2 separate regions of the Homo sapiens genome follow, and region 1 is linked to region 2. A link is a loop called in an ENCODE intact Hi-C map of the cell type or tissue named here. Cell type or tissue: endothelial cell of umbilical vein. All regions are shown on one strand. Links, peaks and the distances in the headings refer to the core of each region. The heading gives the core; the rest is flanking DNA.

Region 1 (10,673 bases), core at 4,261-6,760, 400 kb after region 2:
TCTTCTCCAGTTCCTTCATCTTTATGTTTGGAATTTAGCCTAAGTAAGATTAAAATATGAACAATGCATATTTTGTGTATGATTAATTTGGTTTGTTACAAAGCGGGTTTCTTGGTGAAAATTTTCACCTTTCCACTGAAGATGAAAAATGTGATGCATCTTTTGGAAAATGTAAAAAAAAAATGGAAATCCAACCCTTTGTCTTGCTTATGCATCCTCTTATAGGCTGAAAATGAAGTACTAGTGTTTAAGCTAATACCACTGTTGATGACAATCTCGGGTGGTTGCATGCTTACTGTGTGCCAAGCATGTTGCTGTTGTACTGCCCGTATTCCTCACAAGGTCTCCGGAAGGTGCAGTTATTATTTACATTTTGTAGAAGAGGAAGCTGACGTACATAGAGGTCAAGCTCCTTTCCTAAAATCACACCGTCAGCATGTAGCTGGGGCCTGATGGGGACCTAGGCTTTCTGACTTCAGAGTCCACATCCTTTACTATCCCTATACTGCTTCTCAAGAATGTCCCAGGCTGTTAGAGAGAAGGCCATCTCTTTGCCACACTGCAGAACTGTGACACACGTGTAATAAAGCCTCCCAGCTGCTCGAGATATACCCCTACACCACATACCCAGAAGCACACCCCCACAGCCTTTTTCTTGAGGAACTTCCACTGAGCCCAATCCCATCTGGAATGAAGAGTGCTCAAGGGCATTTTGGAGAAAGTGTCATTCATTTGTACTCTGACACTTTCTCATTTAACAGACTCTGTTAAGTCAGATGTATGTATTTTTGCACATTTCCTCTCTATCCTTCTTTTATTATGGTGTGAAGTTTTGTTAATAGGCCTGAGAAGAGAAGAGGAAAGGGAGAATGTGAAACGTTGTCAAAATCAAAGAGTTGGAGCCCAAACAAATGTTCTTAATGTGGGCATTTGTTTGCAGGAGAAGGATCAGAGGCAACCAATGTAAGCAAAGCTCCTTGATGCTTAAACTTCAATGAGGAGAAAACAAATCACAAACACAGTCTTAGGGATGGTCAGGTCCAGGCTGAAAGCAGTCTGGGGATTTTCAGTTTCAACCTTTTCCAAAAGGTGTCACTCTAAGGCAGCAGTGGGGAGGTGGGAAGGAGGAAGAGATAGAAATGTCAGATAAGGGTAATTGGAAAAATAAGATTAGTAGTCCTTGTTTTAACAGGTCCTTCAGCCTCCAGCATCACTGTCGGAGGAGTTGCTGCTGCTGACGGGGGGTTTAAGCGTTTATCTTCACCTTCTGATCTCAGGGTGACCTTCTGTGTCCAGAGTTGTGCTGGGCCAAGTCCAGCTATTCCCACAGGACCAATTCACATTCCAGATTTGCTGCAACCTGGGATATGGGGATTTCATTGGTTCTGTGTTCTGGTGCAAACTGAAAACTGCCATCCTCTTGCACTCAGGATGGAATGAAGACAGGAAACCAGGATGGATGGCGGAGCCTAACTCAGAAGAGCCTGTCTGTTTTTGAAATATGGCTTTAAAAATTCCAAATCATTAACAGAAAATACACACCAACTCCATGCTGACATATAATTTAAGGGAAAAAATAGCTTTATCAAAATATTTGAGTATCAGCTCTTGCCAAGCAAGCCTCTTGAAAAGCATGGGAAGCTGCCACGCGTCAGGAAGAGATGCATGGAACCTGGAGTGGGGTCCTGGCAGATAACTGAGAGAGAGGCTGGTTTTCAAATATTTAGTTAAACAACACAAATGTATGTGTAAGTTTAAGTCGACACATGTTAATGATTTAAGGTCTTAAACGGGTTTTTTATTTTATTGTTTTAAGGCTCCACTGTTCACTTTAAAAGATCCGACGATTTCTCCAGAGCCATGCGTAAACACTGGACTTTTTAGAAAGCCAGGTGATGACTTCATTATTCTGAAAGTGAACAGTTATGAATTATTCAGATACAGTAAATACAGTTGAATATTTCCTGGTAACAACTATTTTAAAAGAGAGTTTTAATGATATGATCTGCAACATAGAATGACTAATACAATCAGAAATAGCACACAATTATTCAGGGTTTTTTCTTTTTTTGTAATTGATTAAGCTAAATCAACATCTAGCTTGAAGAAACCTTTAATTATTATGTTCTAGATATGTAACACCAAGCCAATGTATTTTAAAAATGTAATCTTTGATATAAAATCAGAATTCCAGTCTTGCCACATTTGAGGACCTTTTAGGAAATTATTTTAAGTGAAACATCTGGAATATTCTAGAGACTTCTGAGGTGGCTGTGAATCCTGTTTTCACTGAAAATGACATTTTAGCAATTAAACACCTTTTCTAAAACTTTTTTCCCCAGGAAATATTATTGTCTGGTGAATTACTAATAGATGTACTTCTAAAAGAAGCACATGCTGTGTTAAATAGAGACAAATGGGTTGCTTTCTTGCTGGACTGTCAAAAGCTTTTATTGTCTCTTAATTACTGTGATTCTCCAACTAGCATTTTTCTAAAGAATGGGACCACAGGGCATCTTCCAGCTGGGCCACCACCTGCGCTTCCCCAGGCTACTCCACTTGCTTGCCTTAGGGAGGCCAGCCACAGTGCCTAGTGCAGGATGGGCTGCTGTTTTACTCTTTTGCACCACCCAGTACTTTTCTTTAAAATCACTATTGTGATTAAGTAATTTGTTGATTCCCAACTTCCCTGTGGAAACCCTTCTGAAGACAGACCTGTGGCTAGTGTCCAGCAGAGTGCCTGGCATGTGGGAGATGCCTAGCGAGGTGGTGGAATGAAGGAAAGGAGTGTGTATCTCCCAGGTCCCAGGACAGAGCATGTGGAATGCATAGCAGGACCAAAAGCCACATGCTTCTATACCAGCGCAGAACCTGAGACATCTTTATTGTGTCTCTGTGAAACTCACAGGTTCCTGGGTTCTCCAGGCGGCTGCTGGGGTGGCAGCGAACATAGGGCCTCCATCCTTTCAGGAGCCAAGTAACTGAGCCCCCTCATCCCCATAGCAAAGAGAAGGTGCTTGAAGCAAACAGAGAGCAAGAACTTGAAGGGTATTTGTTGAGGATGGCGAAGGGACCACTGATTTATGGGGTAGGAAAGTATCAAGTTTGGACTTACACTTCATCCATCATTGCACTAAGTGGGTCAAAGGAGGGTGTTTCAGAATCACGTCTTTGTGCTCCCCTTCCTCCCATTGCATAGGTATTTATTGAGTGTGGATACTGGTGCTATGTCAGGTACTGAAGGGGCTTGCAAAGAAGATGGAGACACAGTCTCTGCCCTCCAGGGATTACAGTCCAGTTGTATTATAGCAACTAAGCATACATATTGTGCAGAATGGGTGCAGGCAATGAAAACTGAAGGCAGTTGGGTTGGGTGAAAGTAGTGAGGCTAGGAATGGGCATGTGCTGGTGCCTTCCAGGGTATTAGGCAGGGTACTTTCCATGCATTATTTCACTTTACGCTTATGTCAATTCTGTGTGGCTGCTTCTGCTTCCTCTCCACTTTAAAGGGGAGGATCTGTAGGCTTAGAGAGGTCAGTAACGTCTAGGGTTCCAAGACTTGGCTGCATTTTGGAATCACCTGGATCTTTAATAAAATACAGATGCCTGGCTCCCGCCCTCAAATATTTTGATTTAATTAGGAGCAGTGTGACCACGGCATCAACATTTTTAAAAGCTTCCCAAGGGATTCTAACATGCAGTAACCTAACCAATCTTAAACCAAGTTTGGGAAACATTGGGTTAAGATTGGCCTAAGGTCAAAGATCTTGTAGGTGGAACCCAAACTTGACTCATATCTGACTGCTTCTAGAGCTCCAGCTTTTGATCGCTGCAAGCTGTGAAGGAGGTCAGGTGTAGACAGGGCCTTAAAGAATGGGCAGTTTTGATAAGCAGAGGAGTGAATGTAGGGCAGTCCAGGGGTATATGTGCATGTGTATGTGTGGTTGAGCATTGGTGAATGGAGCAATATGCAGACATAGATAGGCTGAATAATTACTAGGCACTGTATTAGAAAGAGTTGATACTTCTGTGGCACTACTGAGTACTAGGCATTGTGCTGAGAGCATTGCCCATGTGAACCCATTTAATCATCATAAAAACCCTTTGAGCTAAGTTATGTCATTAGCTCCACTTCACAAGAGGTACTTGAAGCTCAGAATTTTGTAATTCATTGTTCAGCTGCCACGTACATGTGAGAACATGTGATACTTGATTTTCTCCTTCTGAGTTAGTTCGTGTAGGATAATGGCCTCCAGCTCCATCCATGTTGCTGCAAAGGACATGATTTCCTTCTTTTTTTATAAAGTAGGGAGGGAAGAAGGGGGATGAAGTTTGAAGAAGTACCTGTTGGGTATAATGTTCAATATTTGGGTGATGGGTACACGTAGAAGCCCAATTCCCACATGCAACGTACCTATGTAACAAACATGCATATGTAGCCCCTAAAGCTAACATTTTTTAAAAAAGTCAATTCTATTATTATATTGTCCCCAAATAATCCTTCTTCTGGGCATTTTAATATAATTTGAGTAAAAATTACCATAACCTAATTTTTGCATAGCAATGGTAATGCTTAATACATGTTTAAAGCAAATTTTGCCTCCAAGTTTAAGTTGAGAAACCTAGAAAATTTTGTCTAGGTTCTTTCATGAAGGTAAACAGTCCAGTTTATTTCTATAACTTTGTAATAGTGCTTATTGAATATTATTTATTAAATGTAAATACTATTTTATTTTTCTTACATGAAATCAATTTTTCCACCTGGGAAAAAAGTTATAATTCACTTAGAGTGAATTTATACATCTAGTAAGTGGCAGTCTAGCTCCTGAATTATGTTTCTAAGCCACTACGCTGCTCCGCCTCTTGTGTTAAGAATATACTAAGTGTTTTCATATTTGCCAGGCTCAGCACTAAGAGCTCTGCAATCATTGCTTCATATAATACTATAAGTACTATTGTTACAGATGATCAGGCAAAACCATGTCCTCACTTAGGGGTAAGAGTAGAGTCAGAGGCTAGGGATACACACATGAGCATATGCACACACATGTGAAAGCCCACATATACATACATATGTGTATGCATGCATAATTATGTTCTACCTTATTATACATGTGGGAGGGGTGTCAAAAGTAATGATAGAAGGGAATGATGGATCCAAGAAATATTTCCAAAATAGAGCTCTAGGAGTTGGTGATGAATGGAAAATAAAAGAGGAAAGAGAAGATCAATGTGGCTCTGAGGTCTTAAACAGGAATGACTGAGAAAAGGTCAGGGCCTTGGACCAAAATGGTGGATGTGTTAGGGAGTGGCAAGTTGGGAGGGTGAGGACAGGTGATAGGAGTTTGGTTTAGGCAGGTGTACACGGGTCAAGAGTTGGCTTTTGGTCATCCTCAATTTAAAGTAATATTAGGACATCCAGATGGAAGTGATCAACAGGTGGTTAGGTACATGTGAAAGAGGTCAAGTGAGGAAAAAGGAGATAAAGTTTGGAGAGACATCTACATAGAGGTGAGAACTGTAGAGACAGACCTCAATGCATCCCCTGTATTTCTATGTGGATGGTGGAAATGCCTCTAGGATGGAGTCACAAGGAGAAAGACCCAGTTATGGGCTGCAGGAAGATGAGTAATTTGCAAAATAAACAGGGGAATAAGTTCCTAAGTGTCGTAGTCCATTTGGGCTGCTCTAACAAAATACCATACAGTAGGTGGCTTATACATAACAGAAATGTATTTCTCACATTCTGGAGGCTGGGAAGTCTAAGACCAAGGTGCCAGCATGGTCAGATTCTGGTGAGGGCCCTCTCCTGGGTTGCAAACTGCTGACGTCTTGCCGTGTCCCTACATGGTGAAAGGGGACATACAGACTCCATTGGGCTTCTTTCATAAGGTCACTAATCCCATATAGGAGGCCTCTGCGCCCATGACCTAATCATTTCCCAAAGGTCTCACCCCTTAATGCCATCATCTTGGGGGTTAAGATTTCAACATATGAATTGTGGGGGTACGTAAACATTGAGACCATAACACTAAGAGAAGCATCAGTTTTAGGAAGATGAGGAGTGGATAGAGCACTGCTCATATATTAAAACTGTATTTCCAAAAGACAATTTAATTACAAAAGAAAATTCTCATCATATATCAATTATATACACAATTATGTATATATTTATATGTAGCATCTCAATTATATGTGCATAAATATAGAGAGAAATTATAACAATGTTTATAATGTTTACTTCTAGGTGGTGGGACTTGGGAGGATCTTAACTAAAAATGATGTTAGTATTTAATCTTCAGAAGAAAGCTAAAACATTTTCATACCTGGATTTTTCATATTTTTTACAATGAATATACTTTATTCTTTTTCTTTTCTTTGAGACAGGGTCTCACTCTGTCACCCAGCCTGGAGTGCAGTGGCATAATCACAGCTCATTACAGTTTTGGCTTCCCAGGCTCAGGTGATCTCCTTGCCTCAGCCCCCCAGGGTAGCTGGGACTCTAGGTGCGTGTCACCACGCCTGGCTACATTTCTTTTCTACTTTTTGTAGGGATGCAGTTTTGCCATGTTGCCCAGCCTGGTCTCAAACTCCTGGGGTCACCATTTGTGATCAAATGATCCACTGGCCCTGGCCTCCCAAAGTGTTGGGATTATAGGTGTGAGCCACTGTCCCTGGCCACACTTTATTCTTATTATCAGAAAAAAATTAATTTCTTGATATCAGAAGAAGAAGAATAAATGCCTTATGGGCTACATCATCTCACTTAATGTGCCCATAATCATCTGATAAGCAAGCAATAGGGTTCCCTATTTACCTGTTGAGGTAAATATGGATGAGGAAATGGAAGCTGAGAAAGATGAAGGAGCTCATCTCACTCACACCGTAATAATGCCATGGTTCCAATCTGGTGATGAAGACACAAACTACATATGTACAGTCAATCAGTTAAAATGTTATTTCAAAGAAGGGACAGAGACTTGGGGGCATGTTTAGCTGTGCAAACCACACATTAAGAAAAGACATTTGGCAAGAAGGGAGTTACTTGTGGTCTGCAAGAGTAGAAATACCATGGGACCGCAAGAATAACAAGCACTTTCCTCTGGTTGAGAGATGACTGTGATGGGGAGATGGAGGCAAGCATAGAGCACTTGATAAGAATCAGACAGTTGGCTCATGCCTGTAATCCCAGCACTTTGGGAGGCCAAGGCGGGTGGATCATGAGGTCAGGAGACTCAGACCATCCTGGCCAACATGGTGAAACCCCGTCTCTACTAAAAATACAAAAATTAGCTGGGCGTGGTGGCATGCATCTATAATCCCAGCTACTCAGGAGGCTGAGGCAGGAGAATCACTTGAACCCGGGAGGCAGAGATTGCAGTGAGCCAAGATCACGCCACTGCACTTTAGCCTGGTGACAGAGCGAGACTCCAGCTCAAAAAAAAAAAAAAAAAAAAAAAAAAAATAGAACCAGACAGTTCACCAGTGAAGATAGGCCAGGTTATGCTGGGAGTTACCACCCCCAATCTCAGAGGCAAAGCACAACAAAGGTTTATATTTTGCCTATGTGATGTGGGTTTGCCCTGGGCTTCATTGTGGTCACTCAGGGACTCAGGCTGAAGATGATGTCATCTGAAACTTGCTTCCACGGTCACCAGGGCAGGGAAAGGGTAACACTGGAGTTGAATGCTACCACTTAAATGTTTCTACCTGGAAATGACAGTGGTTTTAATTGGCCAAAGCCACACCCAATTCAAAGGGTGAGGGGATGTGGGGTCCTACCATGTGCCTGTAAGGAAGAGAACTAGAATATTGTGAAACCACCCTAATGATCACCCCAGCAGGGGAGATATTTTTTGCTTTCTAAGGCCCTTGTTTTGGCAGCAAAGGAAACAGTTTTCAGTTCTCTAGAATGTTAAACACAGGAAGAACCCATGGCCATCATCTAGGAAACTGAGATTCCGAGGGTATAGTGATTGTTTGCAAAAAGTTACAGAGAGAAGCAGTGGTCATGCTAAAACTAGAAGGATGTGTTCTGAGGCCAGTGCCCCACATGGTCCTCGGTCCAGGGCCACACAAATTAGGAAGAGTGAGGAGCTTGGCCTGGGAACTTATTTTAAAACTCTGTCTCCAAGATGTTGAGAGGAGCAGTTTCGTCTCATCTGATACTAGCAGTTACTGATGTTGGAGGCCAGTGGCTTCTCCATCAGTTACAACTCTGTATTGTGTCTCCCAGGTGCCCAGTTTCTCCATGTGCTTCTTGCTGAAATGGCTGGAGCAGCCTGAAATCATTACTCTAAAGTGTCATTTAAAGTTGGGTTAATGTAGAACTAGCTAGTGTTTGCCCTAAGCGGTCCAGTGGCAGGTGATCTAAGATTTGGAAACCCAGCTGAGTAGCTCTGTGTCTATAGATTGCAGATAGATCAGCTTCGATGAATGAGAGAGAGATTGAACAAATGAGAATAATGGAGACCTCCCACTCCTCTGAAATCAATATTATGTTTGAAATAAAGAACGATTTATGACAGAAAAGGAATCATGAGGACACAGACCATCTCATATGGAGGGTCAGGCAGACTATCTGAATTGGCATATGGAATGATCATAATTCTGATTTTTTGGGGGTCACTGCTATTTTCTATCAAAAATAGAAAAAGGGAGGAAAACTCAAAACTCCGCTTTAACTTCGTCACATATTGCTTTGGGCTTCTAGTCATATTTGTGATGTTCTGTGAACTTATATGAGAAACTGAAAAGTTTATTAATACTTTTTAAACTGCATAGATTTGTAAAGTTAAAGAATAATTCAATTTACTCTACAGTTACATAGGGGTGGTTTTGTCACTTTCATAGGTTATTCTTTATATTCCTTGCTTTTTAAACTCTTTTTGGTTTTGGCTTTGATTTAAACTACATGATCATTCAGTTTCCTCTTTTTATCAGGGCAAAATGAAGGGTTTTCTGAATCTTAAAAGCATATAATTTACCTTGGATGTGAACTATAATGCTTATTCTGAATAAATTTCATGTAAAACTGAAGAAATTGTGTAGAAAGTCTTTATGAATTGGAACTTAACATGTCATTGACACATTTTGAAGGGCGTTCTGTTGACTTTAGTGATGGATGAGCCTATTCTGCCAAGTTCAGCTGGAAGGGGTATTTTAGAAAGCCAAACATCAGCTCTGGAATCTAGAAACTTCCTGGAATCATGATTTTGGATCAGCAGGGAGGACACAGCCTGCATCTGTGCAAGGGATGGCATTTCACCAGCTTGCTCCACGGAAGTCTTTGGAACGGAACCATAAACACCAGCCTTCTTTGTTGTGTGTTGGCTTTTAAGAGTCCCCAAAGCTTTGGGGAGGATAAGGCTTTGCCTCAGGGCTCCTGGGTCTCATTTTTTGGGACCTGGCTGAAAACCGTGGATATTTGATAGTCTGGCTTATTTCTATGGTGTATTAGCACCCTATAAAAGTTACATGTCATTTATTTCAAGTTTAGAACCCTCTCAAACTTCAGGGGCAAACCAAACTTGAACCTTTTGTGGCTGGAATTCTGTTTACCTTTGGCCAAACCTTGCTTCCTGAATGTAAAGCTGGGAGGTGAGGTGAGAGGGACTCCTGAGGCTCCCTGGACATTGAATAGCTTTTACCAAACACGGCTTTGATAGGTTAAAACGTGACTGAATCTGAAACACATAGATTAACTTTCTTTCAAAGTACTCTGGGGCCTACACACAAAAGTATATTGTGCTGGGCAAAATGCATTTGAGTGTTGCCTTCCTTCAATGGTGAGAAAGTATCTGAGACTTTTGCCAAACAGAGGTTGAAATTGGGTCAAGCCACTCACCCCCAATTCTAGTGAACACATTAAGTAGTTTTATAAAGGTTATTGGGCAATCCAATTGAACAAGGACCTTGGAGAAATTTGGACATTTCTTGTGTTTGAAACATTTTTTAAGGGTTTTTGTTCTGTTTTGTTTTAATTTTTTCTTTCCATAGGTTTTGGGGGAACAGGTGATATTTGGTTACATGAGTAAGCTCTTTAGTGGTGATTTGTGAGATTTTGGTGCAACCATCACCCGAGTAGTATACACTCAACCCAATGTGTAGTCTTTTATCCCTCAACCCCCTCCCAGCCTTTCCCCACAACTCCCCAGAGTCCATTATATCATTCTTAGGCATTTGCATTTTCATAGTTTCAATGACAAAGAAAGAAAGGGCTCCAAGACACAGCGGCCCAGTTCAAGGATCCCTGTGATTCCTTTGTGTTTGTTGTTGGAACACAGGCTAACAAGGGATGTCTTGTGCTTGAATGAAGGAGAAATAACACACAGAGCTCCATGTGCCTTTCAGATAGAGGAACTGATGAATGCACTGGAGAAGACCAGACAGGAACTGGATGCCACCAAAGCACGCCTCGCCTCCACACAACAGTCCCTGGCCGAAAAAGAAGCGCACTTGGCCAACCTCCGGATTGAGAGGAGGAAACAGCTGGAGGAGATCCTGGAGATGAAGTGAGTACCCATTGCTGCTTTGGTAGCCTCTCTCTTCTAGCCTCTCTTGAGAGTGGGAAAGGGGAAGGGCTAGAGAAGATGAAGAAAGAGCTCAGAAAAAGAATAATTTAGCTCACACTTGCCTGGTCATTTCTGAAAGTATGTTTCTTATTTTTTAAT
Region 2 (10,673 bases), core at 2,941-5,440:
AAAAAATGTGGATGACTGCCAAGGTTTGAAATTTTAATAGCAGTTCCTTGCCACTGTGGTGGATATGGACCTTAAAAGTATCATGCAGGCAAAACTGCTGTAGGGAGACGTGGATCTCACAGAAAATAACAAGCAATAAAATGGCATTAAATATGTTTTCAAACTATTCTATAGCAATAAATAAAAATTCTAGAAGATATTTCCTTCTAGACCAAACTAGATTTCTTGGCAGTATACCTGTTCAGATGGTGGTGCTTCTTGTGAGTCACTTGTTTGGTTGGTCGGAAGACATGGCTTCCATGTTGGGATTTGCAAAAGTGCAGATGCTCCCAGGAATTTGCTCTGATGTGGGTTATATTTGCCTAGCACATAGGAAAAGACTTTTGTGTCTGCAAATTTAATGTCCTCTACTCCTATTCTTCCTTGTTTCGTTTTAATGATACTTTACCAACATGCTTGGGAAACCACATGGCTTGGTTTCATATTGAAAAGCTTAAAGAGATGTTTTGGTTGGGCCTGGTCTTCCCATCCATCTTCCAAGAGGGTGAATGTGGTGAGAAGACTTCCAAGATGGCCTCCAATAATCCCTACTCCTTGGAATTCACACCATTATATAATCCTCTTCGAGTATTGGTTGATCCTCATAACTTGCTCCTAAATGATAGAATATGGCAAAATTAACAGAATGTCAATGTTATTTCCAGGATTAGGTTACATAAGACTGTTACTTCCATCTTACTAGCAGACTCTATTGCCTTCATAGCTTGCATGCTTTGATGAAGCAAGCTGCCATGTGGAGAGGCCCATGTGGTAAGGAACTGAGGGTGGCCTCCAGCCAACACTCAGTAAGGAACAGAGGCACTCATTTCAACAGCCACAAAGAAAGGAAACCTGGTAACAGCCATTTAGTGAGCTTGGAAGTGGATCCTTTCCCAGTCGAGCTTCAGATAAGAAGACAGGTCCTGGGATGACATCTTGATTGCAGGCTGTGAGAGACTGTGAAACAGAGGAACCACTTAAGTTGTGCCTTGATTCCTGACACACAGAAACTGTGAGATAATAAATGTGTACTCTTTTAAGCTGCTCAATTTTAAGGTAATTTGTTACACAGCAATAGATAACAAATACAGTAGAGCAGAAAGTAATTTTCTCCATGTCTTACTTCATAGACCTCTCATGTAGTTTACAGAAGAGGAGCAACAATTACTGGCATGTTGTTACTTGCATGTAGACTAACTGTGGATTTTGGAATTTTTCTTGTGTTATCTCAAAACTGCAGTTGATAGAGGATCACTATAGTTGGAAAAAGCTGCTGTTTTATTTTGATGCCAAGGGGCAGCAAGGCTGTGATGCCAGAGAAATCTCCATCTGCAGCACCATTTCTCACTCCTTGTTGGGATCTTGTGGTCAGGGTGGAGTCATTCTTCTTCTGCAATTAGATTCTGCTCATTGATAGCACTTACTAGATGGTGCCTTATGTGGCTGCCTCCATTTAAATGAATCTAAACACAATTCATCTTGGGTTTTCTGAGATTGGCTGGTTCTCACAATGGTCTGGTGTGGATATAGATCATGTTTAGATCCCTAAACACCAGTTTGAAAGCACACAGAAGGGAGAACAGAAAGTGCAGACCAATACATTCAACTAGTTTCCCTGAGCATCAGACCAAAGTGAGTAGGTAGCCCTTATTTTAGCTCATCAAGAGGGGGAGAATTTGGAAAATACATCTGTATATAAAAGACTCATGTTAAACTTGAACTCAGCAAACAAGACTTGAAGGCCTGAAAGGATCATTCCCATGAGAAGGGTTGTACTGCCCTGTGAGAGCCATTTGTTAAATTCTCAGGAATCTCATGATCCTGGTGTTAAACCACACGTAGCCTGGAATTGGTCATATTTGGTGTATTTACACCATGGAAATTGGAAGATGCTACTCTTAGGGACTACCTTCCCCATTCCCTTGCCCATTCCTGAAAGCTGGTTTACTGGCACACCTCTGAATGAATGTTGTGAAATGTTTACCTCTAATACAGCAAGAGGATACACTGTGGAGTCATAATGTTACTTATTGGGAGAATTATGATTATGTGTGTATTAACCACTCACGGTTCCCCAAAAGTTTTCAAAATAGCATCTGTATGTGTCAGCTTATGTGTCAGGCATCATGAAGAATGCTTTACGTTGATTCACACTGAATCATCTCATTCATTCATTCATTTATTCATTCATCCATCCATTCATTCATTCATTAATCCATCCATTCATTCCTTCGTTGGATGAATACTTATTGAAGATCTGTTTTGGGATATAGCAATGATAATTAACAAAATGTACCTTCATGGTGCTTACATTCTATTGGGGGAAAATAGATGACAATTTTATGGTTTAAATAGAGGCGTGTCATGAAGAAGAGAGTGAAGCACTGGTGATGTGGGTGGGGCTAATTTTATGTTGGGTTGTCAGGGAAGGCCTCTTGGAGGGGGTGACAGTATGAACTGAGACCTGCATAACCAAAAGGACCAGCCATGTGAGGATCTCAGAAGACTGTTCCACTCAGATGGAAAGACCCATGGCCTAGGAGGTAGGTGCTGTTACTTTGCCCATCTTACCTGGGGGAACAGAGGGACAAACCCAATGTCACACTGCTAACAAATGGTGAAGCTAGTGTTTGAATCAGCCTGACTCTGGAGTCTCAGCTCTTAAACCATTTTACTATGTCCCTTTTCTTTTCTTTTTTTTGCGGGGGGCGGTGGGGGACGGGGTCTCACTCTGTCACCCAGGTTGGAGTACAGTGGCACAGTCTCGGCTTACTGCAACCTCTACCTCCCAGGTTCAAGTGATCCTCCCACCTCAGCCTCCTGAATAGTTGGGACTACAGGCATGTGCCACGATGCCTGGCTATTTTTTTTTTTTTTTTTTGTATTTTTGGTACAGACGGGGTTTCACCATGTTGCCCAGGCTAGGCTCCTGAGCTCAAGCGATCTGCCTGCCTCAGCCTTCCAAAGTGCTGGGATTACAGGTGTGAGCCACCGTGCCTGGCCTACATCCCATTTCTAGAAGAAATTTTCCCCAAATTGTGCTTGGCAGAACAGCCATTTTGTGGGCTGTTGATATGTGTTATGAGAGAAAAAGGGTTGCAGTGCCAAGTGAACTTGGGGAAATGAGGGATTCCACAGAGTTACAGTCTCAGTCTTTAATATGCAAATATGCATTAGTCATTTCCAAGAAGGGGACCAGAGAAGGCAGAGCTTCTCAAACTTACGTGACTTGCTTTTCTCTTGTTGCACTGGTGTTCTTTGTAAGACATTTTTGAAAAATGCTATGCTAGAAAATAAAAAGTGCTTCTAATTAATGACCTACCAAATACGTAATAATATACAAATGGTTGTTTCCCATTGCCAAATAACTGGGTTATTTCCTTCATTAGTTATTTTATAAGGCAAAGTTTATTGCAAGCTATTTCCATATTCTCTACTGAGTTTTAGAATGTACTTTGTCAGGGTATTTTTTTTTTTTTTTTAGTAGAAAGAATGTGTCTGACCACTTTTGTCATTATACCAGTAAGAATAACTTAGCTTGAATAAAGAAATTGCCTGACCTCTGTTAATATAGATGAATCTAAAACAAGATTTAAAATGTACTTGAGGTTTTAGGTTCAGTGTGTTCCTGATTTCATTTTCATTATGCACAGTTCGAGTAGGTTGGGGCTAGGCAGTGTGAAGCTGGGGAATGGAGTGCTAGTGGTTTTATGATTCATTCTTAGGCAGAGGTGGTGGACCTCACATAAACCCCATCTCCTGGCCTTGTTCAGCTTATTGTTTTAGGAGATTTGGAGTTGGCAGGAGTTGCATATGGGGTGGGTTGCTTTAGTGTCTTATTGTCTTTTGGTGGTCTGGAAAAGGCTGAGTGTGAAACCACTTCTTTGTCTGGCAGGAAACAACAACAAAAAGGTTATGATCTCAACTTACTTGGAAGACCAAAACCATTGCGCAGGAACTCCAACTGATGTGCTAATGTGAGCCAAAGGGTTGGCCGAAACTCAGCATTACTCACTAGCATTGTCTGATGTATTTGGATGCAGGTTGATTTGATAAGACATTGTTTGACGTTTACCTTGTTCTCTAGCTTTTTCTGCAAAGAACATATTGTTCCATCTAGAAGTTTTAGCGATCAAGTATTTGAAACACAACTGATCTCATTAAAGAAAAAGAAATGGATTAATAGACCAAGATCCTCTTATACTTACCCTGCTTACTATTTTCTTGACTGGTCCTTAGAAGAGAGATAGGGGTCTTTGGACTTATCTCGCTGTAAGATCTTGATGGGAAGCAGTATATGTTCTGCTGCTAATCCTATTGATGTCCTGTGTTAATCCTTTTGGGCATCTTGCCCTTCTTTGGTAGCAGGGCCAGAAGAGCACCCAAGTCTTTACAGGCCACAGTTGCTAATAACCCAGGACAAGCAAAACCCCCAGGAGACCTGGGCCTCCCTCTGTGCTGGGGGTGGGCAGACAGGAGAAAGAGGTAACATGAATTATTGGTCTCCTGGTCTCCTTATCCAGGTTGAACCCAGGACAGTGGGAGATCCACCAAGGCAAAAGGTATTACCTGGAATTTCTTAAGCTTTCAGACCTTTACTGATGGCTCAAACTTGTCCTGTATAATCTCTGCCCAAACTTCTAAATGCCATTCCGGTCCCCCTTCTCAAAACCACATGATTTCCTTAATACATGCTTGTCCCTAGTTCTGCTGACCTAAGCCATGATTTTGCTGATGCAGGCATTTCTAATTCTGTCTCTACAGATTCAATACATTCTATTTCTACCAACAAAGCTAATTACAGAAACTATTCCCAAACATATAAACATAACATTTTATATACACGATCTTTTACAAGGGCTGTTTCCTATACATATTACAGAACTTAACAATTGCTCCCTATTTTAATACAGTAAATTTCTTACCTGATCAGTACATTCCATCAGTATTCCCAGACCTCAGATATTGCCAGTAGCTGCTCAATAAATATTGTAATGAGTGAAAAATTTGTTAAAAATATCTAGAGAATTACTCTGTGATTTATTTTGTCAGTATCAGAAGAATTCATAATGGTTGGTATGAGCTCCATTAAAAAATGTTTTCTGCATCATTGCTCTATGTTTGGAGTAGAGAAGAAACTTTGCAGGTAGCTTTAACTGGCAGTCTTCTTTCATTTTTTTCTAAAATGTGTTGGACATCATTGGGCATATGTTGAGCATCCCTATGGAGGATGCTGTGGGAGTATCAGTGGCAATTTTGTGGTCTTGTTCAGAGATTCAGGTGAGCAATAAGAGGAACAGCTCATAATTATCAAGTATTGTCCTGTGCTAAGTAAATACTGTTGTCATCATGTGTATTACACAGATAGGGAAACAGAGGCAGAGTGAGGTAAGTAATTGCCTCCAGTCACACACTGCAAAAGCTGCAATCAAGAGTGGAAGCTGGGCAGTGTGACTCTAGACTCTGTACCTGTCCCCATTGCATGCTACTGCTTCTTGGGGTGGTACACTGAGAGGCCTTGAATGGCATCCAAATGCTGTACAGCTTAAAGGTAGGAGAGCTGACAACTGGCTTCATCCACGGTAGAACCAGTCTTCAAGGCAGGAGGAATTTTAGCACATGGGGTTGGTGGGAAAGCATGATTGGAGAGCAGATGACTGAGTCAAATCACAGAGGTAGGAACTGTGGAGAGTTTGAGGCACGGTGAGTTTGGAGCAGCTGAAACTCTGCCTTTCAGTGGGGGAAGGAAATAAAGCTGAGCAGATGGTTTGGTCTCAGATCACTGAGGGCTCTGAGGCCCACACACAGGGAAGTGGCTTTACTCTGTGGGCTCTGGGGAGCCTTTGAAGGCATTTGACCTGGAGAATGGCATGACCAGAGAAGATGATCAGTTGACAGTGGATTGGATGGGAAGAGAACAAAAGCAGGGAGAGAAGTTAGATGGATACTGTGGCTATTCAGGTTGCCAAGAGTGTGAATCTGGGTGGTGGCCATGGAAGTTGAAGGGAAAGGTCATCTCCACCTGTAGGCAGGACCTTGACAACTTAAGAACTGAGTGCTGGGAGATTTGAGGAGGAAGAGACAACTGCTGTAGACCTGTGTGCAGGCAGATATGGTACAGCAGTGGGCAGGCAAGGGTTGTCAGCAGGAGGAGCTAAGGTTGAGGGAAGACTTCGAATGTGTTGAGTTTGATGAAATCTTGGTGGAGCCGTGCAGCCAAGGTTGAGAATGTGGGTGAAGAAATGATTGTGACGTTCTGCCCAAGTACACAAGGCATTTCTGACTATTGCTCAGTTTTATTTATTTTTTTCACACACATCTGATAATTTGTAACCACCACGCCCCAAGGCCGTGAGCATTCTAAGGCATGCCTTTTCATTTACTCCTACTAGTATTTAACCACTAGAATTGAATGTTTCTCCTTTGTGCCTCTTTCCCGAGTAAGCATCTGATTTTGAATATGGTATCTCTTTTGAGATTATGTGGAATTTTCATTGACTGATGCTAGTTTGAGACAAATTCCCTTTGTTTTCACTGAGTTCCATTTTCTCCGAGTACTCCATGCAGGATGGATGTCAATGAAGCATCTTTCCAGAAAAGCGCTCTCTCTGTAATCTGACAGTGCATCCAAAAGTAGGCTTTCATAATTTTTATCCTCACATTTCTGATGACACGGAAAATAAATTCCTTTCTGTTTAGCATCATTTGCCTTATCTTTAAATTCTCATGCATTCTTTTAAGTTTGAATGCTACATGCTAATTACTCCATTTTCATTTCAATGAGTATCATCAACTGCTTTTTACGGTAACAGAGACTGGTGGAGCCCCAGAAAGCCATTAGACACAAGGCATTTTGAAACCTGCTGAGAAAAGAAAGTGACAGGGTTGGGGGTGTGGGGAGGCACCAGGGAGGAGTGAGAATGTCCGGAGGTTATGCTGAGAGAGGCTCTGATTACTTCCTCTTCACCCTCATCCTCCTGCTTTACCTTAGGTGTGATGGCGCTCTGAAAAATATTTTTTGGGTAACTGACATAATTTATCATCATCATCATTTGTGATGATGCCCCACAAATAAAACCTCAGCAGTGAGAAAGTACCCCAAGCACAGGCTCTGTGAGTATGTTAGCATGTTTCATAAGCTGCAGCAATGGGTAGTTGAGACAGGCTCAGCTATACCAAGGCCCTACCTGTCTTGAGTGGAAACATTAATACTTTACATGTGGAGGCGGCTTGGTATATAAAGCCTATAAACACATTCCATTATAAAACACATTCCGTTTTAACTATTTCCTCAGATACTTTTGGCAACCCTGGGAGGACATGGAGACTCAGAGAAATTAAGCAGTGATGACATGTAACATTTACTGGGCACTCACTAAGGGCAGCCTGTGCCAGTCACTTCCCAAGGAGTGCCATTTAATTCTTCCATCGATACTCTGAACGGAACAATGGTTTCTCTGCCTCTCAGGTGGGGAAGTTGAGGCCTTGAGAGGTGATGTGACTGGCCCAGGTTCTCAGAGCACATAGTGATGGATGGATCTGGCATTCAAATTTGGACTTGCCGATTGAAGTACCTTGTTCCTAACCACTTCTTGATGCTGCCAGGGATTTCAGTGTAATCCAGAGTAGACCACAGACTAGGATTCTGGTCTTCTAGCTTCTTGCTGAAGGTTATTTTCTCATAAATGTGAAAAAGGAAGAAATGCAAAAGGCTCTGATTTATTTTCTTGCCACATCTTATCAGAGCCTGTTGAATTGGGGACTATAAATCCGTGAGGTCATAGAGCAGCGGGAAGATTAAACAGTGCCATGTAGAAGGCAACGTCAGGGCTAGGTCTTCCCATTCCATTTTTGACTCATGAAAATGAAAGCACCTGGCCCTCCATAAATTCTGCACAAATAGGTGAATTTTTGTGAGCAGAGAATAAGGACAAATGTGTGGCACTTAGACCTCTCCCATTTCATCAAAGTTAGTTTTATTTTACAATTTTTTTAACTTCTTGAATATCTCACTGCCAAAAAGAAATGCTTTGTCTCCCAAAACCAACTTTACTTTTTACCTAGTTTTTGTTGAGTATTTTGTGTTTCTTTCTGTGTCAATTGTGAGACACGGAAATTGCATTTGTAACTCCTAAGACATGTGCATTTCATTGCTCTTCTAATTTGGTAAAATCTACTTTCCCTTCCACCTTGGCTCAGATGTGAAAGGGCTACTTTATTTGGGTTTCCAGTTAGGCATGTAGGTTGAGGGGTCTCTTAAGTGTTTCGGATAGAGCGCTAAAAAGGCAATGTGAACTGCTAATGGGTGATTCCTAGGAGTGGCTATCGTTACAGCAGCTATAACATATAAGAATGAATTAAATTCTCACTAAAGGAAAAATATAATTCTGTATAAGTTGTTTGTAGAAAAAGGAAAAAGAAAGGTGAGTGAGACTTCATGAGTAAAAATTACAAAGACTTGCTACGTTTTTAGATTGAGATTTGGCAAACTATAGATTATGGGCCAAATGTGGCCTGCAGCATTTTTTTTTTTTTAAATGGCCTGGGAGCTAAGAATGTTTTTTACCTTTTTAAATGATTACATTTGAAAGGATTACGTAAGTACGTATATAGTACCCTTTATTTTGCCTCTTGGTCCACAAAGCCTAAAGTATTTACTATCTGCCTCTTTAAATGTGCTGACCCCTGAATTAGATAATAAGTAAGTAGCTTTCTGAATTAAGGATAAGTAAGTAGTTTTTTGAATCAAGACATTTGGTAAAAGCCTGTCTGCAATTAGTTATATTTAGAGGATCAAATCTTACTGTTTTCACATATAGCTTTTGAGGTTGGTTTTTAAATCAGGAAACGGTATTTTTTTCTGCCTTTTTTTTTTTTTTTTTTTTTTTTTGAGATGGAGTTTCACTTTTGTTGCCCAGGTTGGAGTGCAATGGCACAATCTTGGCTCACTGCAACCTCCGCCTCCTGGGTTCAAGCGATTCTCCTGCCTCAGCTTCCCAAGTAGCTGGGATTACAGGCATGCGACACCACATTCCGGCTAATTTTGTATTTTTGGTAGAGACGAGGTTTCTCCATGTTGGTCAGGCTGGTCTCAAACTCCCGACCTTAAGTGATCCACCCGCCTCGGCCTCCCAAAATGCTGGGATTACAGGTGCAAGCCACCGCGCCCGGCCACCTATTTTTCTTTCACAGTTATTAGATCTGTAGTTTTGATCTCTGATTCCTAACACATTGGGTATTGTCAGTTATCACGAAAGTCTGCACCTCTTTTAGGAGTGGTGTGTTTTGGGAAGGAACCCCGGCAGATTCCAAAGGGACTGTGAACAAAGACTTCTTTAAGAATCACCAGAGAAGTGGAGATTGCCATTCAAACTCCAAAAGAATTAGGACTTCCTTACCTGATAAAAACACAGGCTTCCTCCTATTCCTCCTCCTCCTTCTCTTTTTAAATACCTGTGTTTATTGACACTTTTTAGCCCTACACAATTAGTGCTTTAAAAAATGTGGCTGCTTTGAAGGAACTGACCTGAAAAAGAAACTGTGTATATCTGCAGGTTGTGTTAAAAAATATTGACATGTGGTAGTTGTTAGTGTGCCATGGCCTTGCCAGGTTTGCCCATGGACACTGGTCTTACTCAGCTAAGCCAGAATTTGGTCAGGAGGACAGCCAGTTCCCTTATCACTCTCTGCCCTTCTTCCTGCCCCCAGGGCAATCAGATCTCTCGCATCTGTTTGAGCTGGGCTGCCAGACATTTGAGCATTTTTAGTATTGGGGGAAGACTGCCTGTTACTAGGATGTTGCTGGCTTGGTGTAGCCCAGGGATTTTCAGTCTCAGCAAGGTTGACGATTGGGCAAGGTGATTGTTGTGTGGGGCTGTCCTGTGCATTGCAGGATGTCGAATAGTGGACCTTTGCTTACTAGATGCAATTAGCACTTACACTCTTCCCCAGATTGTGCTGACAGCAACAAAACAGTCTCCAGACATTGCAAAATAATTATGGTGGTGAACTGCTGGTATAGAGTGACCCATCCGTTCTGCTGGCTGGCCTGGGGCTGTGGCAAGGACAGTAACTCCTAGCCCCATCTGCTTGAAACTTGGTTTTATTGAGGAAGGACAGCCCAGATCAGGAGACTTCTTCACCCGGAGTCTGACTCCAGGGGATTTAACTAGAAAGCAGATGTGCTGGGGGGAGGTAGGGATGGGGGGGAGCTTGAGCCTAAAAAGAAACATAAGAGTGTGTGTGTGTGTGTGTGTGTGTGTGTGTGTGTGTATGTGTGTGTGTGTGTGTGTGAGAGAGAGAGAGAGAGAGAGAGACAGAGTGATTGAGATTGATAGAGACAGAGACAGGCAGATGGAGGGAGAGATTGAGAGAGAAGCTGCCTCCAACTCCCCCACCCCAACTGCACTCTTCTCTCTCAGAAACTGTAGGGCTGGAAATGAGGCAAGTCCTGCAAAAGAAATCTAAAGGAGGGGTTGGGGGTGGTGTTTTATCTGATATACCACATGGGAAGATTGGGACTTTGTGAAAATAAAAGACATTTGATTCTCAGGAGTATTTATGGAGGTAATAATTATGGATCTGAGAAGACACATAAGCCTTACATTTTGATTACTGGACTCTCACTATTAATT

Evidence for each region. Peaks named below come from ENCODE experiments on the same cell type or tissue, not always from the same donor. Only the 100,000 strongest peaks of a DNase experiment are listed, where the experiment ranks them.
Region 1: it touches region 2 in a loop (6-fold over the local background); 1 of 110 quality-filtered maps calls a loop at or near these places.

The regions. Positions count from the first base shown.
Region 1 is chr3:55,888,230-55,898,902 of GRCh38, reverse strand. ERC2 (ELKS/RAB6-interacting/CAST family member 2) reads left to right here. Exons shown (of 18, transcript NM_015576.3): 14 at 10,354-10,514. Among named protein-coding and RNA genes, the nearest start is that of MIR3938, 41 kb to the right of the region's middle. RefSeq lists an enhancer at 9,953-10,464. In endothelial cell of umbilical vein, for the core only: no CTCF peak of the experiment used is centred there; a DNase peak (open chromatin) is centred at 5,622.
Region 2 is chr3:56,284,671-56,295,343 of GRCh38, reverse strand. All of the region lies in intron 3 of ERC2 (ELKS/RAB6-interacting/CAST family member 2), which reads left to right. Among named protein-coding and RNA genes, the nearest start is that of ERC2, 180 kb to the left of the region's middle. In endothelial cell of umbilical vein, for the core only: no CTCF peak of the experiment used is centred there; DNase peaks (open chromatin) are centred at 3,203 and 3,933; H3K27ac peaks cover 2,008 bases.